2 separate regions of the Homo sapiens genome follow, and region 2 is linked to region 1. A link is an interaction called in ENCODE POLR2A ChIA-PET data of the cell type or tissue named here. Cell type or tissue: MCF 10A. All regions are shown on one strand. Each heading gives the region's core, and the rest is flanking DNA. Links, peaks and the distances in the headings are about the cores only.

Evidence for each region. ChIA-PET counts read pairs that join two places held together with the same protein. Peaks named below come from ENCODE experiments on the same cell type or tissue, not always from the same donor. Only the 100,000 strongest peaks of a DNase experiment are listed, where the experiment ranks them.
Region 2: POLR2A ChIA-PET joins it to region 1 with 19 read pairs; 12 of 35 experiments call an interaction of 5 or more read pairs at or near these places.

The regions. Positions count from the first base shown.
Region 1 is chr3:63,905,334-63,921,518 of GRCh38, forward strand. ATXN7 (ataxin 7) reads left to right here. Exons shown (of 13, transcript NM_001377405.1): 3 at 7,255-7,590; 4 at 7,824-7,892. The coding sequence starts at 7,266. It also overlaps SCAANT1. Among named protein-coding and RNA genes, the nearest start is that of ATXN7, 50 kb to the left of the region's middle. RefSeq lists an enhancer at 6,319-6,398 and a silencer at 6,729-7,568. In MCF 10A, for the core only: no CTCF peak of the experiment used is centred there; DNase peaks (open chromatin) are centred at 6,698, 7,168 and 9,198.
Region 2 is chr3:63,968,703-63,980,071 of GRCh38, forward strand. ATXN7 (ataxin 7) reads left to right here. Exons shown (of 13, transcript NM_001377405.1): 6 at 11,213-11,369. Among named protein-coding and RNA genes, the nearest start is that of PSMD6-AS2, 30 kb to the right of the region's middle. RefSeq lists enhancers at 271-350, 361-420, 1,775-2,426, 4,408-4,908. In MCF 10A, for the core only: no CTCF peak of the experiment used is centred there; DNase peaks (open chromatin) are centred at 7,269 and 8,069.

The DNA of each region.
Region 1 (16,185 bases), core at 5,084-13,083:
CTGAGTAGCTGGGATTACAGGCACGTGCCACCACGCCCAGCTAATTATTGTATTTACAGTAAAGACGGGGTTTCACCATGTTGGCCAGGATGGTCTCGATCTCCTGACCTCGTGATCTGCCTGCCTCGGCCTCCCAAAGTGCTGGGATTACAAGTGTGAGCCACCGCACCCGGCCTTGGCTCTGTTTTTAAAAAGAAATACCTGGTAAGTCAGATTCCAACCCACTAATTGCCCGCTTGTGATTGCTGCTTTGCTGCCACTGCCCCAGAAACCATTTGGAAAAATCCTCATGCTTTTTGAAAATACCGGTTTTCTGAAGAGATGGAGCAAGCTCTGGAAGGCAGGAAAGGCAGATTTCTCACCAGGAGCAATTTTGTTTTGGTTCCCCTTTTCTACTCCTGAAGTTCCTTCACTTAGAACACCTTGATGTAGACGTGGGGGCATAGTAGGAAGTGGACAGAGGATCAAGGTCTCCAGGTCTTGAAAATTTTATGTTTATCAAAAGAGAATATTGGTTAAAATAAAAGATTAAATTGGTGAAAATAAATATTTGTCTTGAGCCATAGATGATGTCATTTAAAATCAGAATGGCCATAAGAGTGTGGTTAGTAATTGTGTGTTTCTAGGAAGAAAGGTTTATGAACCAGTACACCTAGAAGTCATCTGGGGTAAGGTCTTACCCTTTATATTTCTTTGAATGTGTACTTGGGAGGAGAGGAGGACAGGTAACTGTATTCATTCATAGTCATTCATACACATTAGTGAAAAATAGTTAAATCTGCAGGCCTTTACCTCTACCAAGAAAAGGAGAGCTTTACTTTGGAGGTGGAAAGGGAGTGCAAGTTTTTGTGGAACAGTCTGTCTTTTGAGAAGCAGTACAAACCCAGGTAGGCTCCTGGATCACGGTGCAAAGACAGAATGTGGGAAAGTCAAGGGTGTCATGTTTGCTGGATCTATAGCTTTGCTTAGAGCTGGACCTTGGCTGAGGAAAGGAGGAAGAAGCATTTGTGTTGTTCCTTCCCTCTTATACTAACACACCTGCATTGTTCGTCCTAGGTTTCACCCCAAAGGCATTTTGCTGACCAATTTGGAGACATGGTTACAACTCGTCTTATGGTTTGTGGGAAAGTGGGTTCCAGGTTCTAAATAACACCCTTATGTTGGGAATGCAAACTGTTGATCTCTGGGAGACTAAATGTATGTCTCATTGTCACCTTGATTTCAGAGCATATACTCTTAACTCTGAATCCATGAAGTCCTGTGATATAGAGGTGGGGATGAGTTCCCATGTATGTGCTTAGTGAGAGGGTTCAGGAAAGAGTTTGTTAAAGAAATGGAATTTGTGGAAGAACTTTGATTGAACAGCAGGATTTCTGCCAAGGGAGGGAAACTGTTAAAGATGGAGTGTCCTATATGAGCAAAGGCTTGGGAACTGGGAGTTGGATGGGGTTGGGGTGGGGGCATGTTTGAAGTTCTGAATTTGTCATTTGGGCTAGACCATAGACTACCTGCAGGAGGCAACTGAACAGTGTAGAAGTGGTGGAGCTGAGGCAAGGGCAAACTGTAGAGGACCTTGAATGCTAGGAGAGAAGTTTTTATTTATTTTATCCGTCAGTGGGGAGCCCCTAAAAATGTTAGAGCAATCACTAACATGGCTAAAGCCATAATTCAGCAAGATTGGTCTGATAGTATAGCGTACATAGATTAGAATTAGGGCTTACTATGTGACAAGCATGGTGCTAATAGTAATAGCTGACACAGTGTGCTTTTTTGCACTGTAAATTTCTTAATGTTCTTCATAAAGTAGTTACTCTTGTTTTACTCATTTTATAGATGTAGAAATATGCACAGAGAGGCTAAGTGATTTCCCCAGAGTTACACAGCTCGTAGTGGTAGAAGTGGGATTCAGCCTGGGCAGATAGGCCCTAGAACCCACGCTCTTAATGGCTGAGCCCCCAAAAATGGTGATATTTACAGCATTGTCAGTACAAAGGTACATGGGAAATTACGTTTAACAATGTGTTTAACCTGCATTTTATGGTAGCTGACGCAGTACACTAGAACTCTATACAGTCGACTTCCTTTTATAGCTGAATATTGGTCCAACTTTTCCATTCCTTGTCTTTTTTTTTTTTTTTTTTTTTGTAACAGGGTCTTGTTCTGTCATCCAGGCTGGAGTACAGTGGCACGATCTCAGTTCACTGCAGCCTCAATCTCCCAAACTTAAGCAGTCCTCCCCCTCAGCCTCCCGAGTAGCTGGGACTATAGACACATGCCTGCATGCCTGGCTGTATTTTTTTTTTTTTTTTCAGTAGAGACTATGCCTCACTGTGTTGCCCAGACTGGTCTCCAACACCTGAGCCTTGGTCCCCCAAAGTGCTGGGATTACAGGCATCAGACCATCACGCCTGGCCTCCATTCCTTTTCTATAACTTGAAACTTTCTATTTGTAAAAAATTCCTCAGCCGAAAGACTTTAAATCAACATTTCAAATCAAGTTCGTCATAAAATTACAAGCCAGTTTTAAATCCCTAGAAACACTGGGCATTACTAATTACCTTTTATATTATAATTTATTATTACCTTTTATATGTGTATTTTCAAATTTTCTTCTCTTTTCAAGCAATTTGCTATTACTGGTGAATGTTTCTTTGGGAGAGTTCATATGTACATGCAAACATATGATTAAGAAAACAATCCAAAAATTTAAGGGTTTGAGATGTTTAGCAAATGATGCATTTTACTATAGAATGAGTATGTGTACAGGTTGAGTTTTCAAAAAGCTATTTATGTCTTATCTTTTAAGTCCTCACTCTTGCAACTTTCCTTATTATTCCTAATTTTGCACTTGATTGCTATGAATTCCAGCCACTAAGCTGATGAATTCAATTTACTCTTTCCACTGTTCTCCCTCTACTGGAATACTGATATTCATGACAAGCTGTAAGGTACTTCACTAGAGGGAGCATAGTTAAGGAAAGGCATGCCCCTTGTGCAGAATACAGCCCTGGCTCTCTCTGGAGAAGAACGAGGAAAGGGGAAAGATGTAGTCAGAGGAGTGAGAGAGGATTTGAACAAAGGCTCAGCCAATTTTAGGAAGATAAAAAGAAACCAAAGCCAACACATTCCTAATTTAGTGGATCTGAGTTTCTTGTTACTCAAATGACTTCAGTCCTTTGGGGTTGATAATGGAGAATCTCTGTTACCAACCCTGTAATTTACACAGATAAGTATACTGTAGTTAACTGCTTTTCAAGTTTATTAAAATGTTGTACTGGGACTGGTGGTTTTTTCCAATTGAAGACGGTTGTGTGGGATCTTGTATCTTAGAAATGTTTTGGGTAGTTTTAGCCTTTTTACATTAAACTGGATTTAATGTAGGAAAGGTCAACTTTTTGTTTTGTTTTGTTTTTGTACATTGTGATACCTTTGGCCTTGGAACAAAACATTTTATGAGTGCAAAGAATCCTTTTTGTAAAGAGAGACTTGTTAGCCTTGGCATCTACTGAGAACATCCCTAAATTTGGGTGACGAGATAAGACCACATTTTAAATATGTCCTTGGAAGGGATGAAATGCACAGAATTAGCAGTACTTCACCTCTGACAGCCCAGTTCTTAAGCCATAGACAATCTAGTTGGTGGTGACAGTTTTGATGAATTGTTTCCCCTACTTACTACTTTTCTCACATACTCAGTGAAATTACTATCTTGTGTTCACCCTGGTGCCTAGTAGAGTGCCTAGTCTGTAGCAGGCAATCAGGAATTGTTGGATAAATTGAATACTCATTATTCAAGCCATATAAAATGAATTATTACTTAAGTTTTCAGACAGTGAAGTTCCTCAGAGTTACAAGGCATCATCAGAAATGCACTGGCAGAAGCACTGATTGATATTATACAGGCATAATACTATATTAAAATAACATATTAAGTGAATGTAAATTGTATTGGCCTGGTGTGGTGGCTCATGCCTATAATCCCAACACTTTTGGAGGCCAAGGCAGGAGGACTGCTTGGGCTCAGGAGTTTGAGACCAGCCTGGGCAACATAGTGAGACCTTGTCATCTCCACACACACATACACACAAAAAAAATTTATACACAGTTATATTCTTTTTATAATTTGGTGGTATGGAAAGGGGATTATCTAGGTAAGAGGTCATCAAGTTCTTTACTGTGGGACTGTAGGTAATACAGCTAAGTATTGGGTTTCTGTTGTACTCTTGTTTATAAACAGTATGCTTTGCATAAGGAATGCTTTTAAAAGTTGCCAAAATTCAGATATCAGATGCAGTGTGTCAGCTTGCTGTTTTGACTTTTTTTGGTGACTCATTCCAACTTTAAGGAAACTTCTAACGACTATGGATATCAGAACATTTCTAGGAGTTAGGACTTTTTTATGGGTGAAGAAAGAGTGGGTAAAATGCATTGGCTGCAGCAAAAGAGAACTGGTTGAAGAAATACCAGGAAATGCCCGTCAATCTCTTGTCTGCACATCCTCTTCAGTTTGATAGTAAGTTTCCTAAGGGATTGAGCTGAATTGCTCAGTTTAATATAAGACACTTATTTATAGTGCTTATTTATGAGATTCCTCAATAATTGATAGCTTGCTATTAGTTTTGAGTATTGAGGTACTCAATAATTGGTAACTGCTATTTGTAATAATTTCCCTTAATAACGATCATAATGCCAAGAGGATACTTAATATTTTTCATTTTAAGCCCGCTTGTGTTTTATTAAACCAATCAAAAACTTTGAAGAAAAAAAGAGGTATCAAGCAGGAATTGGGAAAGAAGTTGAAGTACTCTAAATTGCTGCATTGATCCCCATTGGCTAGAAGTCATATTAGTGAATCTTGAAGTAGTTTCACATCCAAAAGAGGAAAGTCAAGCAATGTCTTGAGGAAGTAGGACCATACTTCATGTTTGCCATTCTCCTTATTTTTGTTCTCACTCTGTAGTTTCAGGGATCTGAAGAGCTGTACTCAACAAGCAAGCTCCCTTTGTTATCTATATGGCTTGGTGGCCGCAAGCTTTTCTTTTCAATGGTAGCTTCAAATGCCGTTAAAATCCAAATTTTCGTTTTTCTTAAGTGTAGAATTTCACAATTCCAAGTAATAAATTGTGTACTTTAGGAAAACAGAGGTTGGGTGTTTTCATGTAATTATTCAGATTTTGCAGTGATTTGGAATGAATGAAAAATTGAAAATCTGCATAGGGGTCATCTAAGCTATGTTAAAAGTTAGAAGGGAACTCTATTCCTGTCAAGGGAATTATATGTTTTACTCCTGTGCATTTTTCTCATTGATAGTCTTATGGAGGAAGTTAAAGCTGTAGAAATGATTTTTAAAATTAAATCTTTCCAATCATTTCTACTATTTTGGTTATTTTGATAAGGACAGGAAGTAACCATGGTTTCACTTTTTGGACTTGTTTGCACGCAATCCAGGAAAAAATTTTACAGACTTATTTCTAAATCTTTCTAAAATAAAAATGTGTGTGTGTGTGTGTATGTGTAAGTATGTGTGTGTGTGTGCGCTTTTAAATTTTGAACCCCAAACCCTCTCTAGCAATCCCACCTTATGTTTGGGTTGCAGTGACATTTCTTTATTAATTTTTATGCTTATGTAAACTTCCTGTGTTTCTGCAAGTTGGACCAACAAAGAAGTTGGCTACCTCTGTCACATCAGATGTTTGAGGTACAAAAAAAAAAAGAATTCCACTTCCTCCCCATCTAGTCAGAGAAAGCACTTGTGAGCAAGCATCTCTGACACACATTACAGGAGTTGATACTACTGCAGTGTGAAACATGCGTGAAACATGCTGATAAGAATCACTGTTTTTGTCTCAGGCTTCAAATTTTCACATCAATTTGAGAAAATAGTAATATCAACAATTATTGAAAGTGGTGTGGTCTGCTACTGTTTCAAGTATTTTTAATGCTTTAGGTCATTAAGTAGCCTTTTATTTTGCCATCTGTAGCCTATCGCTAAGCAAATGTTGTGTATGTTGGGGAGGGGTGCTAAGTTTTGCGGGCCAATGCTTAATTTAGTGAACAAAATTTGACCGAAAACAGTATTTTCTAAACATGTTTTGTAGGAATTCCTTATATTCTCCTAATCCCTAGGGTCTCGTCCTGCCCAAGAAAAGACAACCATAAAGAGGGAAGGACTAACAACTCAAGTTAAAAATGAATCAGATTTTTACTTTTGGGGTGAATGAATCACTTCCAGAAACTTGGGGTGGTGCCTCTAAAATATGTACACGGGTTAAAGCTTCTCTCGGTTTGTTTCACTCTCCTCCATTCCCTCGCACACTGATCTCATGTTCTCTCTTTGCTGGACGAATTCAAGTTCCCCAGGCGCACAGTGTGACTTCCAATTGCGGGTCGGGGGCACACATGTGGGCGGCGTGGCGTGCACACGGTACTTCGTCCTGACACCTGGGCAGACACCTGGGAGGCACTTCCCCGCTAGCCCAAGGTTCCCTGCACGCCCGGAGTCCGCTCTGCGGCGGCTTCCCATTCATGCTTTTGACAACTCTGCGGCCGCCCGCAAGCCGAGGGCAAAGTGCCCCCTGCACCAGCCTCTCCCGCGCTGCCCTGGGGCCGGCCGGCCGGCTCCTCCATAGGTGGCTGCATTTCCGACTTCGCCCTGGCTCCAGTCCGGGGGCTTGACGTGCAAACTTCGCCGGAGCGAGCTGAGAGGGAGGGACCGGCAAGTGGGAGGAGGCGGCGGGAGGCGTCTCCGCTTAAGGGAGCCGGCCGGGTGCCGCCGCTCGGACGGACGCGCGGACGGAAGGAAGGAGCGGGGCAGCCGGGCCGGGCCCGGGGATGCAAGCGGCCGAAGGGTGGGCAGCTGGAGGTCCTGGGGTGCGGCTCGGGCTTCCCCGCGCGGGCTGCCATGGTGGGGCGCGGGGTTGGAGCCGGGCCGCTCCGGCGCTGGCCTCCGCGCCAGGTCCTCTGAGCAGAAGCAGGCAGGGGACCCAGCGCCGCGGTGGCGGGCCGCCTGCTGCCCGTCCCCTCCCTCGGGCGGCCGCGGGAGTCGAAAGCGAAAGCTAGCCCGCGCCGCGGACTTTGAGCCCGGGGCGGGGGGTGGCCTTGAGGAGGCGGGCTCGGGGGGCTGGGCGGCCATGGGGGCGCTGTCAGCGTGCCCCACCCGGTCCGCGGGCCGCGCACGCCGCCGGAACTCCCTGGCGCCTCCTTAAAAAACGGCCCCCGCGCGACTCTTTCCCCCTTTTTTTTGTTACATTGTAGGAGCGGAAAGAATGTCGGAGCGGGCCGCGGATGACGTCAGGGGGGAGCCGCGCCGCGCGGCGGCGGCGGCGGGCGGAGCAGCGGCCGCGGCCGCCCGGCAGCAGCAGCAGCAGCAGCAGCAGCAGCAGCCGCCGCCTCCGCAGCCCCAGCGGCAGCAGCACCCGCCACCGCCGCCACGGCGCACACGGCCGGAGGACGGCGGGCCCGGCGCCGCCTCCACCTCGGCCGCCGCAATGGCGACGGTCGGGGAGCGCAGGCCTCTGCCCAGTCCTGAAGTGATGCTGGGACAGTCGTGGAATCTGTGGGTTGAGGCTTCCAAACTTCCTGGGAAGGACGGTGAGTGTCCACGCCCTCCTCCCCCCTTCACCCCCTCGCGACCCCCTCCTCTCTCCTCCCCTCCCCCCTGCCCCCCTCCTGTGACCCGCCCCCTCGAGGGGCAGAGATGCTATCGTTTGCTGGGTTGCGGAACGCGGAGGTGCCCACACCTACCCCGTGCGTGCGTGAGTGTGCGTCACACTCCTGGCCACTGACCTGCCTCTCCCCTCCTCCTGTGTGTGTATATCTCCTAGGGACAGAATTGGACGAAAGTTTCAAGGAGTTTGGGAAAAACCGCGAAGTCATGGGGCTCTGTCGGGAAGGTGAGTCCAGCCCCCCTGATGGAGTTTGTACAAACCCCTGGGAAGTTTCATTGACAGTTCACTGGGACCGGGAACATCAGCCCACCATACCGACTCCCCGACTCCCCGTGCCTGCGAAGATGCTGCCTGAGGAGGGAGGGAGGGGGCAGAGCGCTTGGAAAGTTTGGTTTGGGGGCCTCCTGTAATGAGAGCGTCCGGAATCCTTCTGTGACCAGGCAGGAGCAGCATTATTGGTGATGAGCGCTGGGAACCGGCGGGAAGTTTAACCTAGATCTCTGCATTTCTGACCTCCTTACGGAGAAACAGGAGTAGAGGAAGGAATTCTCAGCTTTGAAACCTTTCCACGAATGCTTAGGGGACATTTTCTGTTGGCAATCGAAACGAATTTTGAACTTAAAGAAGATGCTTTACCTATGCAGTCTTATTTCTGTAGGATTTAAGGTACAAGTTGGGGATGTTAGAAAAAGGTCATCATAACCCGGAGTGCATTTTGGTCAGATTTTTTGCGAGCTGCCAATATCACGGGGGAAAGAAAGCCAGAATTTTATTTGGTCAAATAAGCCTTTACTGCCCGTGGCTGGTGAAATCAGGGTCTAATTATTTGTTAGTTTTAAACTGTTTGGTAAAAAGATACACTAGGGAAATAGGGTATGCCTCCAAATGAAAGTCAGGCCAGGTATCTGGAAAGTGTCAGACTTTTTCTTGAGATTTTCTTTTTCTTTGAATAGTAAGCTTTTGTTGTCTAATACCTGCACTAGGCCTGGGCATACCGTGGTCAGAAAGGACTTCTGAAGTCCAGTGAACTTCGGGTTCAGTTTCAAGTTATTCTTTCAGTGAGTTAGGACAAGGCTTTGAGTGAGGTTTGGCCCCGGAATACTGAGTTTATAGTCCCCGAATGCAATTTTATTTCTCACTCGTAGCCATTTATTTTGCAGAATTGTTGTCTATGGCCCAAGGATAGGTAGAACTTTGGCAACTGGAACATTTTTAAGTCCAAAGTTTGCCCATTGTTACTGTCTTCACATTTCCTTCTCGCTTTTCACACCTGCTTTTTCTTCACTTAACTCTGTTTCGGTTTTTTTGAATTGGGCGCTTTTTGGCCTCTTGGCACTCGGAGGAAGAGTAATACCAGTGACAGCCCGATGAGAGCTTCCAATTGGAACAGATTATAGAACAAATTAGTTGATTTTTAAAATGAGAATTGCTATTTGAGGGTAAAGGAAAGCAAGGGAAAGCACAGGACTTGTTGATGATGTTGCAATATGAAAAATCAGTTGCTAGTCCGGTTTTAGTGCTGAATTGGCAGCCTGCCTGGGCTTAAAAAATTAAAATCACTAGGTGGCAACTCTCACAGTAAGCAGTTAGAGTAGAACTTTAGAGGACCTGACCTACTCTTGTTCTTAGTTTTCATTCTCTGGGTGTGGATACATATCCTATAAAACGTTTCTAAATCTGTGTGAAAACAAGATTGTAATTATCAATAATTCTGCTGTAAAGGATGAGTTAAGTGTATTAATGTTTCAGTGGGTACCTTGAGCTGGACAGGGACCCAACCAAATTAAGGGGACTGTACCTCATTTTTGCTAGATATATTATTTTCTGTTGGGATACTTTTATCAGCATGTTTTTCATGAAGAACTAAGACGTTAAACTACCTACTTGAGGCACAAAAGGGACATGGATCTTGTTAGTGTTTTGTTTTGTTTTTTGAGACGGAGTCTCACTCTGTGGCCATGCTGGAGTGCAGTGGTGCGATCTTGGCTCAGTGCAACCTCCACCTCCTCAGTGCAACCTCCACCTCCCAGGTTCAAGCGATTCTCCTGCCTCAGCCTCCCGAGTAGCTGGGACTGCAGGCGGCGGGCCACCACACCCAGCTAATTTTTTGTGTTTTAGTAGAGAGGAGGTTTCACCACGTTGGCCACGATGGTCTCAATCTCCTAACCTCGTGACCCACCTGCCTCGGCCTCCCAAAGTGCTGGGATTACAGGTGTGAGCCACCGCCTGGCCCTTGTTAGTGTTTTTTAAGGGTTCCCCTCCTCCCCCTTTTAAAGTTGTTCTAACCATTTAGAGGATGCTGTAGCTACCAGGCCACTTGGAACGTACACCTGTCTGAGTTGAGACCGAAGTTTTAAATTCAGTCAGTTCTTCATTTGTTTGTGACTTTGCGGATTATGTGGGGATATTTTAAAATCCAAGTTTGAGGATGTTCAGCACTCACTCAGTGGACCTTTATGTTCTCCTAACAGACCATTGTAGGCTGCTTCAGAAATGAAAATACATTTAATATTATCAAAACTTATTAGACTATTATTCATTCATTGTCTGCTTAAAATTATCAGCTACCAAGAAAAGATGTTTTGAAGTTGAATCCATACTGATTCCTCTTGTTAAATTGAAGAAATATGTAGATAAATTGATCATGTGAGTGAATCACTGGAAGTCAGAAATGACCCTTTATTTATTTTTTTTTTTTTTTGAGACGGTGTCTGACTGTTACCCAGGCTGGAGTGCAGTGGCAAGTTCTCGGCTCACTGCAACCTCTGCTTCCTGGGTTCAAGCGATTCTCTGGACTCATCCTCCCTTGTAGCTGGGATTACAGGCACGCACCACCACACCTGGCTAATTTTTGTATTTTTTATAGAGATGGAGTTTCATTCACCATGTTAGTCAGTCTGGTCTGAAGCTCCTGACCTCAGGTGATCCACCCGCCTCAGCCTCCACGAAGTGCTGGGATTACAGGCATGAACCACCACCCCCGCCAGAAACTCCTCATCTTGAAATATCTCTAGGAATATGCACTTGACTTGAATTCTCCAATGTGCAATTTTGGACCTAGGGGTTAGAAAGCCTGGATGTGAGAGAAAGCTGCTTAACCTTGCATTAGTTATTTCATCTTTCTGAATATACTTTCCCTCTTTGGAAGATAATACTACCTACTTCCCAAGGTTATTGTAGGAGCTGAAATTAAATTAGATAATATGTGAATGACTCAGTACACACTAATTCCTTTTAACTCTTTCAACTGTTGATAACCTGACTTCTTAATTCTATATTTCTAGGTACAGGGTTTTAAAATCTGTGACCTTTGAAAAGGCTTCAGGGGATTGTAGTTCCCCTGAAATTGTATGCAAAATAATATGTCAGTTTTCTAGGGTAGGTGTTCACAGCTTCCCTTGGATTCTCAAAAGGATCATTTACACGTCCCCACCCCTAAAATTCAAAACTGCTAAGCTAACCTCTCTGCCTGTTTTTTCTTTTCACTTTTTCCTCTTGTAACACATTACTTTGACCAACTCCTATCAGGCAAGACTACCCAAGGGTTAATGCTGTGGCAGAAGGTTGGAACTCTTGATTTAGATGGAGGGAAATTATTTGTGGTTTAGGTAGTAAACCTACCCAAGGCAAGAATACCCAAGGGTTAATGTTGTGGCAGAAGGTTAGAACTCTTGATTTAGATGGAGGGAAATTATTTGTGGTTTAGGTAGTATATCATTCCCTCTTCTGCCATTTGGCACAAGTAGGCAAATGTTAAGACAAAATTTGGTTATTTTTCAGAGGTCAACCTAGTTTTGTTTGCATTCTTGTATTTGTATTGCCTTATTCTTGTTCTGTAATTTGCAATATTAGTTGTTAGCATGATTAATTTTGGTGGGAAGAAATTGGTAATACATTTTGACTTTTTGTTGTTGTTGTTGTTATTGTTGTTGAGATGGAGTCTCGCTGTGTCGCCCAGGCTGGAGTGCAATGGTACAGGCACGATCTGTGCTCACTGCAACTTCCGCTTCCTGGGTTCAAGCGATTCTCCTACCTCAGCCTCCCAAGTAGCTGGGATTACAGGCACCTGCCACCACGCCTGGCTACTTTTTGTATTTTTAGTAGAGACGGGGTTTCACCATGTTGGCCAGCCTGGTCTCGAACTCCTGACCAGAAGTGATCCACCCACCTCGGCCTCCCAAAGTGTTGGGATGACAGGTATGAGCCACTGCACCTGGTTGACGTTTTTGAAATGATTAAACGTCAACCCTGGTTGATGTTTTTGAAATGATTAAACGTTTTTGAAATGATTAAGACAAATTACTGCTTTTTCCCCCAAGGTGATTTGTGAAATTCCGGACTTCCACAGATTTTGGATTTGTGAAAGTTAACAAAATTATGTTTAGATTGAATTAATTGGTACTAATAACTGATTAGGGTTTCTATATTAGTGCCTGAATATTTAGAGACCCTTAAAAAATAAAAACTTTAAATGCCTTAGTTGCACAGCAGATTTTAAAACCTATATTGTGTCATTGTAGGAGTCAACAATGGTATTGGGAAAAATGACATCTTCTTTGGGAAGCTGTCCATAACTTCTCTAAGTCTAACCGTTGTGTGGTATCAAAGTACTCTGTACTTTTTCTTTCTGCATTCTACGTGTCAGCATTTGAAACTCTGCATTATGTGATGGCTCCTTGTTAAGAGAGTAAGTTCCCTGAGGGCAGGAGTGTTGTTGATGAAGGCATATTCAGCTCCTGCACACCATTGTGCTCAGTAAATATTTGCCCCAAAAGTGGATGAGTAGAGCTACTAGGAAGATTGAATTGAGTCACTCTAGTGTGTGATTCAAATGACCAATTTTTCATTGTATTGTGACTCCAAAAGAAGACAGTATTCTGTGTGTTTGTGTGTTTAGGGGGTGTTGCTGTATGGCCCCAGGGGAGGCCAGAAGGTTTCAGCACTTTTCGTTGCTCTGTCCTTAATATAGTGCTCCATTTACACTTTCCAGAAAGGGTACAGACAGGACATCACCTCTCTTATCTTTGATATTTAGGCAAAGAAGTAGAATAGCAACCCAGTGTGATGTCCACACTTGATGACAGGTTATTTCCTTCTCATAATTAACCTGAACGTGATTGAGCCTGGGGCAAGATGGAAAAGTGTGTGGTTAGCACCTGTAGGCAACTAGAGTTCAAAACAAACAAACAAACAAACAAACAAAACAGGCTTGCTAGGAGTTGGATAGCCTCAGTAAACACAGACTGAGTCAACAGAGTACCACCTTTTTTCTTTCCTAGGGGAAAAAAATGGTTCATGGTTAATTAATGGAAAACAGGTGTTTGTGAAGTATTTTACTGTTAAAGGTACTACATTGTGGGTATAATATCCTCTCCCTTAAATAGCATTTCTGTTTTTCTCTAGGGTTTCTTTTGTCTTCTTTTCTCCTCAACTGTTTCTTATGAACAATTTGAAACATACAAAGTAGAGAAAATATTTTAATGATCCTCCTTGTATCCATCACACAGTTTCAGCAAATAATGAGTCATGGCCCAGTCTTGCTTCACAAACTCTGCCCTACTCCCCACAGTGAATTATTTTGAAGCATATCATTTCTTTTGGTTTTTATTTTCTGCTCACATGGACTTCAACTTATTTCCTGCAAAATGGAGGCTTTTTGTGTTCTGCACCTTTCTTTTGAGGCAAGTCAGGCTACCATCCCTGATCCTCTCTGTGGGTGTGTAAAGGTTCTGCAGATGGCAGTACTTGCAGTCTGCTTATATCTTATGTGCAGATATAAACCAAGCCTCAGACAGGAATCGGTAAAATCCAAGTTCCCTGCCTCAGCATCACCTCGTGCTTGTTGAACATTAATGCACATGTAAGGAGCAGTCAGGTGATTTGGTTACAGATCGCCCACACTTAAGAAACACCTCCATAGATGAGAATCAGCGTGGCCGTGACAGTGGGCATTGTCCTTGCTGACAGCTCCTGTGCGTGTCTCCTTCCTTGTAAGCTCTTCACTAACGCGTAGGTGCAGGAACCCCCAGAGACCCAGAAAGACCCTCCTGTAGCAGGGACTTTTCCCCAGTTGCAGCGTGTGGGCCAAATCTTGCCTGCATGGTTTTTGCATTGCATTGGTTGGAATAAAAACTCAAAAGATTTCATGACATGTGAAAATTATATGAGACTTCAGTGTCAGTGTCCATAACTAAATTTTATTGAAACGTAGTGACGGGCATTCATTTACTTGTCTGTGGCTGCTTGCTGCATACAGTGAACAGCAGAGTTGACTACACACAACAGAGACCATATGACCCACCAATCCCAAAACACTTACTATTGGTTCTTTACAGGAAAAGTTTGCTGACCACTGTTCTGATGAATTCCTTGGTTGATAAAAGGAAACCCAATCTGCAGAATCGCAGAATACAGTCTTATTATTCTTGAACTGTCTATTTTGAAGGGGAGAATCTTCAAAATAATAAAATCCGTTAGTCTTAAACCAAGAGTTCATTCAATATTAAAGAAACATGTTGAGTTAGAAGGAAATAATGGAGAGTAGAAATGGTTTCACATAAGAAGGTTGCTGTCTTTGTCCACTTTTATCATTCACTATCTTTTTTTTTAATTATTATACTTTAAGTTTTAGGGTACATGTGCACAATGTGCAGGTTTGTTACATATGTATACATGCGCCATGTTGGTGTGCTGCACCCATTAACTCGTCATTTAGCATTAGGTATATCTCCTAATGCTATCCCTCCCCCCTCCCCCCACCCCACAACAGTCCCAGGTGTGTGACTTTTTTATGGCATACACCTGGTTGGGAGCAGTTCACATACAGAGCACGAATAGCGCTGTTATTGCCCCAGCTTCCAAGAGCCATGGACCATGAGAATGGTGCTTGTGTTCTGTTAAGCCCCTCATGGTATGTAAATATGCAAGAGAAAGAGTCCAGAACTTTCATGGAATTTCCATTCAAATTCTCCAGAATCGCTGCCCCTGAGCTGGTTTAGAGAAGCTGAAGCCTTGTTACAGGTCTTAGGAGTTATAGGAAGAATTCACGGGGAAACAAATCTGCATTTTGATTGGAGAAGAAGGCAGACGTTGTTCTTTAGGCCCCATATCTTTATAATTTTGTGCTTACTGGAAAGTAACACCTGGCACAATCCATGCTGAATTTCTGAACCCTCATGTTTCGCAATTCATGGAGACCATGCACATGTTTCCATGTGCACAGTAGGATGGGGTTCCCAAGCTGTGTCCAATTTACAGTTTTGATTGGTTCTTGTAAACTCTAATCTCAGGAGGGAAGTATGAGGTATTTATAAATCACAGTCCTGTGATCTAGGTATCACCATTATCTCCATTTTACAGATGAGGAAACTACGACTCAGAAAAGTGAGGTAGCCCGCTAAGATCACAAAGCATGTAAGAGGCCCTGTAACCCAGATCTGTCTAATTACTCCACAGCTCACATGCTTAACCATTCTGCTGTTCCGAGCCCTTTCCAGAATGTACATGGCTTTTCATGAGCTTGAGCAGGTCACCCTAACCTTTGTTTTTCTTATCCTTGTCTAGAAATACTGACCTTTACCAAAAGCCATTTTTTTTAAGTAAAAATATCAGAGCCTTTTCTTGCTGTGCCTTACAACAGTCGGTGTGTTGTATTTAGTTGTTCTTTTATAACATTTTTTCTTTGAGGGGGAGGGGAAGTATCTACAGTTTGCATTAGAAGTAATGGGCTTTTTAAAAAAAGATTAAATGAAAGCTAAGGTTGCAGCAGATAGCAAACACAATCATCTGGGATTTGTGCCATTAAAAAAAATTCCTTTAGAAAGGGAGAAGTGAAATTTCACTATTTAAATAGCATTTCAGTGCAAGATTGCTTTTAATCACATTGTTGTTGAAAGTTTTTATTGCAGTATTTCTAATAAATGTGCCCCTCTGATTATTAAAGTATTTTTTGATTGAAGTTCTAAGAAAAAGAAGCCTGTTAGTAGACTTAGCAGTTGGAGTTACTGTACTTTTGAGAAAAAGGCAGAGGGTTACATTTATATTCATCTTGTACAGCAGGGATTATAATAAATGAGCAGAAGAAGGAGAACGATTTTTGCATTTCACCCACTCATAACGTAAAACTAGATTAAGTATTCTTGTTCTTCTTTGTAATAAAGACCCTGCTAGCATGAAATGTTTTTTTCTCTTATATGTAAGCATATGGCAAGGAAAAAGCACTAGTTCATTATCAATTAGATTCACAATCTTAAAACAGAAACTATTTCCCTCCCAGGTTATACAGATGTTTTCCATAATCCTGAACTCCAGTCATGCAACAGAAAAAAAGGTAATGCTTTTAACCAGTGGTCCCCAGGCTTTATATTTCAAACAAGAAAGTTTCAGAAATAATTTGGGGACTCCAGACATACGGTTGTTGGCAATTTATATGTACTTCCCCTCAAAAAAGTATGAGAACATTGTTTTGGAATAAAGGACAGTCCTTTAATTGTGAAAAAGCACTGTGGTCTTCGCAGAG
Region 2 (11,369 bases), core at 3,370-11,369, 62 kb after region 1:
TAAGGTAGCCAGCAGAGCTAAGCTGATTCTTGGGTGGATGTGTGGAGGCTGGTCTCAATATTACCTTACCTGTCTCAGACCTTCTGTCTTCATGCGGGAAGTGAGGTGTCAATTGAGTTCTTCAGTTTTCAGGGGATTCAGATTTCATGCCTTGTGTAATAATGAGCTTGACCGGAAGGTTTTAATTGAGGTTGAAATTGAGCTCCCCAGTTGTAGGACTTTAAATATGAAAAGATCTTAAACCTTTAATCAAATTGCTGTTGATTCTCTATAATTGATTTTTCTGAAAACTCTTGTCAGACAGTTTTAGGTTCACTGTTTCTGCTTTCGTTTTTGCATGTCACTTCTGATGTTTTATTAGTTGACAGCCCTGGCATGCAGGTGGAGCAGATACTGTTTCTCTCTTCAGAAAAAATAAATGTGTGTTGCAGACTCATTGAAAACATTGGCATTCCTGGGTAATTAATCACTCATTCCTTATTAAAAGAATGTATAATGAAGGAATCTGTAAGGCTGTGTTCAAAATGTGAGGTTTTTCTTATTTCCATGTTCTGGTCTTCAGGTATTCTGCCCTCCCCCACCCAGAATAAGGTGATATAAAAAGGATATAAAACCAGTGGAAAATGGCAATAAGGATTGTGACTGGCTCAGTGTAGCACTTTTCAGCAGATAGTTTTGTCATTTCGTTGTACCTTGCAGAGTTGCTCTTGTTTGTTGGACTGTGGGAAGATGATGCTCCCTGTTGGGATTCCTACACAGAAATTTCTATTTTAAAAGACAAAACAGAAACAACCAAACAAAAACAAGGCAGCTCCTCTAAATTGAGTTTTACCAGGTTCCTTTTATTCTCTCTCTTTTTATGTTTTTGTAAAAATTGGATTGGAGTGGTTAACGGCATAGTTTTGTTTTGTTTTTTTAATTGTCTTTTAGCATTTTGGTAATAGCCCATATGTTTCATTTGGGAAAACAGTGACCTAGACCAAATTGAGACTATAGAGATACTTGTGTAAAGACTGAGTATGTTTGATGCTTGAACTACAGATAGTATAACAAATTGGAAGGCTATCCTTATAAAGGTAAATTGCTAAAATTCTAAAGTGTTCTTTTCCCTAACACATAGAGGATTGAATCAAAAGTAGCTAGAGACTGGTGGATTTTCGTTTTGGCTCTCTCTTTTCTTCTCACCTGTATACCTGAGGTATAGAAACAGTTCAAGTGAATGATGGTGTAAGAGGGAGAAAGGGGAGTGAAATTTTACAAAATGATGTGCATCACTCAGATAGTGAGGTCAAATAAATCGGCCAGGGTGATTTATTGCTGTACTCTGTCAGCATCATTTGGGTAACACCGTGCTCTCTGAGGATAGCAGAGAGAAGTCCTTATGGCTGTTAGCAAAGTAGAAGTGTCAGCCAGCATGTCATTCATTGTGTGGTATCTGTAGTCAGAAACAGTGACATAAAGATCACAGAGGTGGCATAAACAGTTGGATGGTTGTGTTAACACTCAAAAGCAACAGCATCCTTTTCCCAAAATGTACTTTCCCTAAGTGTTGTGTGTATGCATGTGTTAGAGAGGATGATAATCCTCTGGTCAAAAGTCTGCACCTTGAACAGGGTTGCAGGAGCATAAAAAGGGCGTCCTTCAGGAACTGAACTGATCACTCAGACCACTCAGTTTTATGTAAGACAAGCTGTTTTTTGAAAGACAAAAAAAAAGGGTGTTATACTCATAGCTGAGGTGATCAACTGTTGTGACATTCTGTACCTCCTCTTTTTCCCTATCATTCCGTATTTTTCAATAAAATATTTGGATTTTTTTTAAAGCCCTTTTACAAATGTTTGCAAAAAGCAACAAGTTAGGCAGGGAAGGAGTATCCCCCAGATATTCAATAACTTTTTCATATTTCTCACATACTTGAAAGCAGAGTTTAGAAAGAACAGTCCTTTTGGGAAGAATTCCTGGCAAGAGGATTATTTGAGGTTGCCATATTTCTGCTCCTTTCTTAGCAACATTATTTACAATCCATTCACGCCTGTCCCTTCCCCCACTGGAGTGGAGTCGTTCTCCCTTGTAATCTGCCCTTTGTGATCTGTTCTCTTTCATGCAGCCAGTGTGAATGGGTATGCTGCAGTGCGCGCTCTGCCCAGAGACGTGGAAATGCCAGGAGACCCGAATACTTTAGTGGGGCCTTTATTTATGTCATAAAGCGCTGACTTCAAGAGCTTGATAATTTGATTAGGACCTTTGGTGAAAAGTTGTTTCAAGTGGCCCAAGTGCTATAAATGACTCTCTTTTCTGCACTTTCCCGTTAGGTTTTAATTTAAAAGCACCTCCGCATTAGGGGGAGGAGAGATGCCTTTGGCAGAGGTAGCAGTTGGAGACTAATTTGTTAGGGCAGCCAGTGTTGAAATCATCCTTTTCAGTTAAATCTCTCTAGTGGAAATGATGCCGAGTGCTTTGTGGCAAGGACTTTTTCTTTCTCAGTGTTTTCCAGTGCCATTTGTAACCCACCTAAGCATGCTCTGGAGTTGCCTCCCAGCCCCAATTTTGGCTAATTGTCCTTTGAGGCACTGCATGTCAGAGGTCAGTTCTGAATTCCCCAACTTGAGATTTGAATGTTCCAGGGACAGTCCCACCGACTTGCTTCCTTTTAAGCAATTAGACTACACTCAGCTCTCTCTGGAATAGTTTCATCAAGTGCCTGGGGAACATAAAGAAATTGGATCAAAGATAAAGCAGATTTAGGAATAAAAAGGACCTGGGACTACAAAGAGTGGATGGAGTAGGACCATGTTTGCTTGTCAGGCCATATGTGAGTGCTTTTAAGAAGAATAAGAAAATTTAGAGGGAAAAGTTGACAACAATGAAAGTAGTGAGGAAATATTAAATGCTCGATGTTCATGTGTAGTCCATGGTGTGATTTTCAATGGTATGCCAAATATTTTTTAATATTCGTGAGAAAAAATATATACATATATATATAAAAAACTCCTACATCAAATACAAAGTCATTCTTTCAGAGATATTATTGCTTAGGATAATGCTAAATTAGTCCCTAGTCAGCCACTGAATTTTAAAAAATATATTAAGTAAATAATGGTCTAGATATTGTGCAGATTTGGAAAAGGATCCAAAATATGGTTTAGTTGTGAATAACAAAAGTTTAGGGAAAACACTAGTCTGGAGCAAAGTAGATGTGTAAGAAAAAAGTGCTGAGTTTTTTTTGTTTTTGTTTTTGTTTTTGTTTTATGCAGTCTTTATTTCTAGTTTGCCTCAGGTCCTGCTCTTGGATGTTTTCTTAAGGAGTTATAATCCTTGTGAAAGACACATGATGCCAATTGACACCTCACGAGTTGTGTTTGGTGGCCTGGAAATGGATTATGACAGTTTGGATTAATTGGGAGCTGTATAATAGCAAGCTGCAGTTATTTTTCAACCTGGACATAAAAATAAACAATAAATAATTTTGTGAAGGGACAGCTTAATGAATGACCTGAAGTTTTTAAACTGAGCTTTTGATACATGCGTTGTTACTTACTGTGACTGGCCAAAGACTGTGTGCATGTTTACCTATGTTTTACATTTTATAGCCATGTATAACCTTCATTATTGAAAGTCCTTGCTTTAAATGGGCGTCATTATGGGATGTTTGTGGAATGGAGCTGTCAGAAGGCATGAAGTCATGCATTCCTTGAAGCATGCATTGGTATTTCTCATAAGGCCCATCCATGCAGAGTGCACACTCTGTTTAACCTTAACTGAGTCTATCTGAAAGTGTGAGTGAGTTTCATTTAAAGAAAAATATGTGGGTTTTACTTAGAAAATCTGCCCAAAATTTCCACCTTTGGATCTGTAAACTGAATTTGAGACTTGATCTTCATTTTATTCTACTTGCAGTTCTTCCTGAGTGTCTTCTGAGTTCTGTGAGGAAAATGAGCCAGCCTTTTATTTGTAAAATAACTTTAGCTTGAATGAATGTTCTTTTTGTTTGGTGTGAATTTGCTGATTTTTAAATGAATTCTTAAAGTTGCTCCCCTGAGCTCCTATCTTAGAAGAGGTTGATATCTTCCTGAAATGGCACGTAAAAATATGTATACTAAATCCTTATCACACTGGAGAAGATAACTTACAGTAAAGAGGGTTTGATTTGTTCTTAAGTGATTTCTACCTCCTTTAGAAGTCAGGAGGTGTTATTTGTGAGTACTTTTCTGTCTAAATAAACAAGCCTGTAGCTGGTATCAGCCAAGCTAACAGGGGGCCTCTGTCTTATGTGCTGATGTGTTCCCAGTACTTGGTCCACAGTAGGCTCTGTGCTGCAGGCTTTGCAACTCTTGATCGTTTAATCCACAGCAGCCCTGCAAAGTAGGCTTGGCAACTGAAGACGCTGCCAACGAGGATGGAGTGAGCTGGTTGCCCAGGGTCACCCAATTAGTAACTGGCAGAGCAAGGATATGAACCCACATATCCCTGACTCTAAAGTTCTTGCCCTTTTCAGGTAATCTTTTAAAAAGTGTTTTTATTTGATTTGGATTCTATTCAGGCTGATTACTCAACCCATACATATCAAGACTGTGCCCAGCAGTCCTGAGCCTCTGCTGGGAAGGTGACCATAAACAACCTGAGAGTGACTCGAAGCATGCATATTGTGTTGTGTATTGGTTGGTGGGTCCAGCCTTACCCTATTGAGCAGGTGTTTGCTGATGGTCTTTTGTAGAGCATCCTCACCTGGAAACTGTGTAAGTTGATTCTTTTTAGCCAAGCTATAAAGACAGCCCCAATTGGCACATTCTGTCACAGTTCACTCTTCAAACTGATGCAGGATTTTTCTTCTTGGTCACTCTGCAAACCAGGGATGCCCGGCCAGTGATACGCCCTGCTTGGGCCTCCCTCGGCCACGCTGGGTGTGCCGCAGCTTGCCTGTGTTAAGGTTGTACCTGCGTTTGGCAGTTCCTGAGCTCTTGAATTGCACCCAAGAAGAATGAGGATACGTGGAACATTGGAGGGTGAGAAGAGTGGAGAAGAATTTTATTGAGCAATGAAAACGGCTTTCAAGCAGAGAGAGGATTCAGGGAGAGGGGAATAATTCCCCCATGTGGCTGGTTCTGGGGCCCTTTATGGACTCAGAATGGGGAGTGCCTGCTGATTGGTTTGTGAGTATGCAAAAAAGTTTAAAGGGAAGGCACAACTCAAAGGTGGGCATGACAGTGTAGAAAAACCAATTTGGAAAGGGTAAGTATATATAAAAATAGGTGAAGGGTGGGGACCAGTTAGAGGAAAGCATCCCAAATGGGAAGACAAATTCTTAATCCAGTCCTAGGATTTAACCTGTAGCTTGGTTTTCAGGCTTTAAACTGTCTTCGACTTGGAGGTGGGGTTTCGTCGGAGACCCTCCCCTGTCTTTCTAGGCATTTGTCTGCCTCTATCAAAACCATCTTGGATGCTTTAAGACCCTCCAAGCAGGGAATTGCTACACTGGCTGACACACCCATAGCTGATTTTTAGCTTAGCAACTTCCAAAATGGAAAGATGAAATCGAAAACAATCTGGATTTCCCTTAAACATATTCTGGATCCCACCCTGAATATACCAAAAAACTGTCATCGATGACAAATGTTCAGCCTATGCAGACTTGTACACTAACAACCTGATTTTGCCCAGCACTTAGGGAAGATGGGCTTCTTACTGATTTATGCCCCAGCCCTCACCTTTATCCCTGCCCCTCCATCATGTATTATGACTTGCTAATAATGCCATTTCAGAGCAGGCAAGTTGCCTTGTGCTTTCACCCAGGTGCTGGAGTCAGCCTGCCTGGGATTGCACCCATCTTTGCCTCTTAAGTAACCATGTGATGTTGGACAACTGACTTGAGTCCTTTAAAAGCCTTGGCTTCCTCATCTGGAAAGTGAGGTTAATAATAGTATCTACTTTGTTAGAAAGATGGTCAGGATTGAATGAGATAATCCATGTAAATCCCGTAGCATGGTGCCTGGCATGTGGTTTCTACACAGTACACAGTAGCAGCTGTTGTTGATGTTGTTGTTCTTGAAGGTGAGATTTCTCATCAGCCAGTTGTTTGGATTATAAAAGATTAGTAAAATGTTTAATAAGTTATAAGAAAAGAGCCCTGAATAAAGGGTATGGGAAGGGTTGCAGCTTGTGAGTTACCATGAGATGGTGGAAGGAGGTTATCTGAAATTGAATGAAAAATTGTAGCATCAGATGTGTTTGGGTGTGGTTAATAATACACGTGGTGGTGAACTGAGGTAGATGGTAGAAGTTTGAGGGTGTACATTTTGAATCTTCCCACATGGCTCATTTCAGCCAGTTACAGTTTTCTGTGTTCACCTAGTATTTCTTACAGACAAAAATCATGAAAAAGTAAATGCAAAATTTCAACATGTTCGAATTGTTTCTTAGTATATCGGTGGCTTTGGAATGCATTTTCATTCTCAAAACAAGCTTTATAGCAGAACTGAAGATATTTAATTCAGGTTCTGTGGGGGTTTCTTAGTAGTTAGCCACTTGCATGATACCCGTTGAGAATGGGACAAATTGATACTATGCTCAGGAATGATAGTATGCCTTGCTTTATTTTGGCATGTGTAAAATTGAAACCAGAACACCAAATTTTTCTTCTTTAGAAGTATGTATTTGATAACCAAGTAAACTGTATTCATTATAGAAAAACAATACACAAATGTTTTAAAAAATAGAGCCATAATCCTGGGAATAACCACTTTTTAAAAAGCTTGACATATATCCTTCTAGATTATTTTCGAGTATGAATGTTAGCATTTGGAGTTACATTTTGTTTTGACTGCTTTTTAGATTTGTGCCCTAATTTTGACAGTTGCTCACTGTAAATTATTTTTAGTTGTTTTCAAAGCAATATTTATGATATAAAAAGATCTAATTATTTGCTTTGAACTCCTTTTTGGTGTGTACCTGGATGTTAATACTTATAACTTTAAAAAAATCTCAGCGTGAATTCAGAATTATAAGCTTAGTATTGGTTGCATTCTATTTTGGAAGACCTATAGAGAGCTGTCCACCCTCCTACACCACTACTAATATCCTGTCCTTGCCATGTGACGTACTGAAGCCACAAGGGGAAAGAGCCCCATGAAGCTCTGTCTCCCTCTCTTCTCCCCAGCACAACACACACATACACACTTAGGCATGTTTGTCTTTCTTTGTCTCTGCTCTTTTCTTGTGTCTGTACTTGTCTGTCAGTCGGCCTGTCTCTCCCTTACTGGAGCCATTCATCATGCCCTCCTCATTCAGGGACAGAGTGTGCTTTCTCTGGGCTGGTGCCAGATCCTGGAGAGAGGAGCGCTTTGAAAACTCAACTTGGACTCCTCAGCAGACCACATTGCAGTTGTGCTCAGCATCTGGCCACCACTTTGTCCACTTAATATAGGGTCCCTAACCCCACCTATAATTTGCCCACTTCTCTTCTGATCTGGGAGCAAACACTTTTTTAGAGCTAGATGCCCAGTTTAAAATCCTGTGAAAAATAAGAGCTCAGTGAAAGGATAAGGGGAGTCCAACTCAACTACAATAAATTTGGTTTTTCCTTCTTGCTTTCTTGTGGGGGGAAAGCCAGATGCTGTCCTTTTCACAGAGTAAGTTACCAGTCCGTGATAATTCAGTAGCATGACAAGAATTTGAGCTGGCACTTTTCAGCCAGAATCTCAGTTACTTACACACACTACACACACACAATCTGTTTCAAGTTTTAATGAATGAAAAATTCACATGATAGATTGTCATTCTTAGTTTTTAAATAGTTTTTATTGTTATTGAAGTAGAAAATAGACTTTTTTGGGATATTATCGATACATCAGCAGACTTTTAACTTAAGAAGCTTTGAACCTTGATTTTTCTAGTGGAATTCCATATTAAGAGTTAATAGGCAAGAAAAGAAGATTTTAACCAAAGAAAACGGGGAGGATGGACAGTGATGGGAATGGAAAATTGAAAGGACAAGCTTAAAGTTACAGTCAGTTCTGCTATAGCACAACATGCATTCCTAAAAAATTACTGCACAATGCAAAATTACGCAACAAAAACCACATGAGGCTTATTGGGAAAACAGGGTTATGGCACAACACTCAAAGACCTCATCAGTGACACACACAGAAAAACATAGGAACCTAATGAAAAGGGTAGCACAGTCTTACAAATGTTAAATGGTAAAAAAATACATAAATACTAGAATAAACATGGCAGTTACCTTGAAAAGACCTGGCATTTGCTTGTGGAAGGCGTGGGAAGGGTTGCAGCTTGACTGTGAAGTCATGGAAGGAGGTTATCTGAAATTGGATGAAAAACTGTAGCATCAGCTGTGTTTGGGTGTGGTTAATAACACCCATGGTGGTGAACTGAGGTAGATGGTGGAAGTTTGAGGGGTTGTGCATTTTGTGTTTTCCTACGTGGCTCATTTCAGCCAGGTATAGTTTTCTGTGTTCACCTGGTATTTCTTACAGACAAAAATCATGAAAAAGCGAATGCAAAATTTCAGTATGTTCAAATTGTTTCTTAGTATATCGGTGGCTTTGGAATGCATTTGCATTCTCAAAACAAGCTTCATAGCAGAACTGAGGGTATTTAATTCGATTGAGAATTTTATCTAATCATTTGATCTTCAAAGAAAATACATCACACATTTGCTCTGAGACACCTGCTTGAGAATTCTGATACCTAGAGTGTACTTCTTAAAAGTCAGAGTTCTAGTTGAGGGTTTTCTCTGTCTTCTTCATATCACAGACATGCTGTTCCTTTAGTGCACTGTTTCAGGGGGTACACAAGGTGATTTTTGTAGATAAACACGGATGAATATTTTAATGTTCAGTTTATATAATAAGCTTATTGAACTTACTGTTTCACAGATACTATTGTTTTGGAAAAAAATCTATCTCAGCTGAGGGTAGAGGTGCCCTGCTTCACTCTGGGGCCCATCTGGAAATGGATTAGGGGGTGGTTTCAGGTTGTCTTTGGCAGACGGGCACTACTGGTGAAGAAGCAGTAGGAGAGTAGGAATGCTAACCATCCTGAAATCCTGTATGAAGAATTGTCCTGTCTGAAATACCAATGATGTCCCCATGAGAGACTGGCTAGTATTAGAGTAAGGAGGAGGAGATGATAGAATTGATAAAGTAAATTAAAATGTTGAGTTTTAAAAAAATAGTATTTTATGTAGCTTTGGTAAGAACGATGAAAATAGTTTGCAGTTGATGAAAATTTGGAAAACACTAATTCAAGACAAGTAGTAGTGGTGAGCTTCATTTGACAAACCCTTTAGTGCCTTGTAGCAGGCAGTATTCTCAGTGCCATGCACATGATAACTTACTCAGCTGTGGTTAATGGTTCTTGAGGCATTAGCCTGGTCTACTGTAGTGTCTCAACCGTGGCTGCACAGTAGAATCAGACAGGGAAACTTGTCAAAAATCTGGATGCCTAGTCCACACCCCAAACGAATTAACTCAGTCTCTGAGGGAGGGACCTATGCATCAGTGTTTTTAAAGCTCCTTACGTTATTCCAGTGGGTAGCCAAGGTTGACAGCCACTGGTCTAGGGCCTTCCAAAATCACTCCTTTTCACAAGAAAAGCTTTACTAGTCATGCAGAAGTTAATTGAAGACCTCTGTCCCATGCCTTACAGAGAAAGACAATGGAGACATGGCCCACAGAAGCTGTATCGTCTAAGGCAGGTGACAAAACTGCAAACACATGTTTACAATCCTGGCTGACAAGTGCTGATGCTTAAAAGTATGTTCAGAGTGTTTGGGATCATAAAAGAGAGAAAAACTAAATTTAAAAACATCTTCAGATGCCAAATTTGGAAAACTGCCGAACTGAATTTATTTTAGTTTTTTATTCCTTATACACAGCTTTCATTTTGGGGTGAACAAAAAGCAAAAGGCACTTATAAATCACTATCAATTTAACCTTCCTAACTTGATTGTAGCCTTTGTGTAGTTGAGTTGGAGAATAGAAATTTGAATTTTGTCTGTAGATAGCTAGGATAATAATTTTGTCCTGATGTGGAACACACAGTTAAGTACTTTATAAGCCATCATTGAAGTAATGCCCTTCCAGGAATAAGTCACCACAGTTTTACCAAGAAGCTCAGGACTGCTATAAGAAGATCTTTGGAAATAAACCATTGAAGTCTTACTTGTGGTCATTGATCATCATGTGCTTAATGTTTTAAATACTTATATAGCTCCTGTATTGTGATAAGGCAGTGTTGGATCACATGCATTTTAAAACTTAGAGTTAAGCAAATGTGTAATTTTAAATTAATTAATTAAAGGCAGCCACTAAGGTACTCAAGCGGATAAAGTTACCAAATGATTTACTTGTTTCTGATGGTAACATTCTTCAACAGCTCTTGATTTATATTAGTATGGATTACCTTACTCTAAGAAAACCTGATTCTCCAGTGGATAGATTTATTTTCAGCTAAACCTTTGTAGTCTGTACTTAACCATGAATTACTTCCTGGTTTAAAAAACAGGCGTAGCTATTTGTGGTATTTTTGTCTTGCGCCTTTGGCATCTTAGCGGTGTGAACCGGAGCTATGCCATCTGTAGTCAAGTGAGATTATTAAAAAAGGGGGGGTGGGAAGTGAAATGATTCACTGGAAAATTTCAGCACAGATTCTTAGGGAACGATAAGATAACCCTAGAAACATTCTTATTTGGTGTCATCTGCTGGTGGGTAGTGACAGGGAAAAAAAAGAAGGTACAACTTGTTTCTTAAGATTTTGCTATTTTGAAAATCAGAGAGGTGCGGTGTTAGAAAGGAAGAAAGAATTGCTTGCAGTGTCATTTAGCAGAGCTCTGCAGATGAATGAATAATTTTCCTCTCTCTTAATGCAAGTTGGAGCCAATGAGGTTCATTTTTAGCACGCAAAACCCAAAAGGCAATATTCTCATGTTTACGATGGTTGTCTAATTTCCTGATGGGTGTATGTGATAAAACTCTTTATGCTGAGATACTTCAGAAAGAGAAGGACCCGTTCCTAGAATGCTAAGTAAGTCTGTGGGGCCTAGATGAGCCATTTCTGAAGTCTGCTGAGTTTAACATACCTTCACTTAACGACACGTGTTTTAACCTGAATATATTGATTTCAGGGAATTCTTCCAGAATTACATTTGAGATTCGCCTAAAACATGATGTCTTTTTTTCTTTGCTTTCGTTTTCAGAAAGAAGACATAGCTCATCCAGCAAGCCGCCTTTGGCCGTTCCTCCCACTTCAGTATTTTCCTTCTTCCCTTCTCTGTCCAAAAGCAAAGGAGGCAGTGCAAGTGGAAGCAACCGTTCTTCCAGTGGAGGTGTTCTTAGCGCATCCTCATCAAGTTC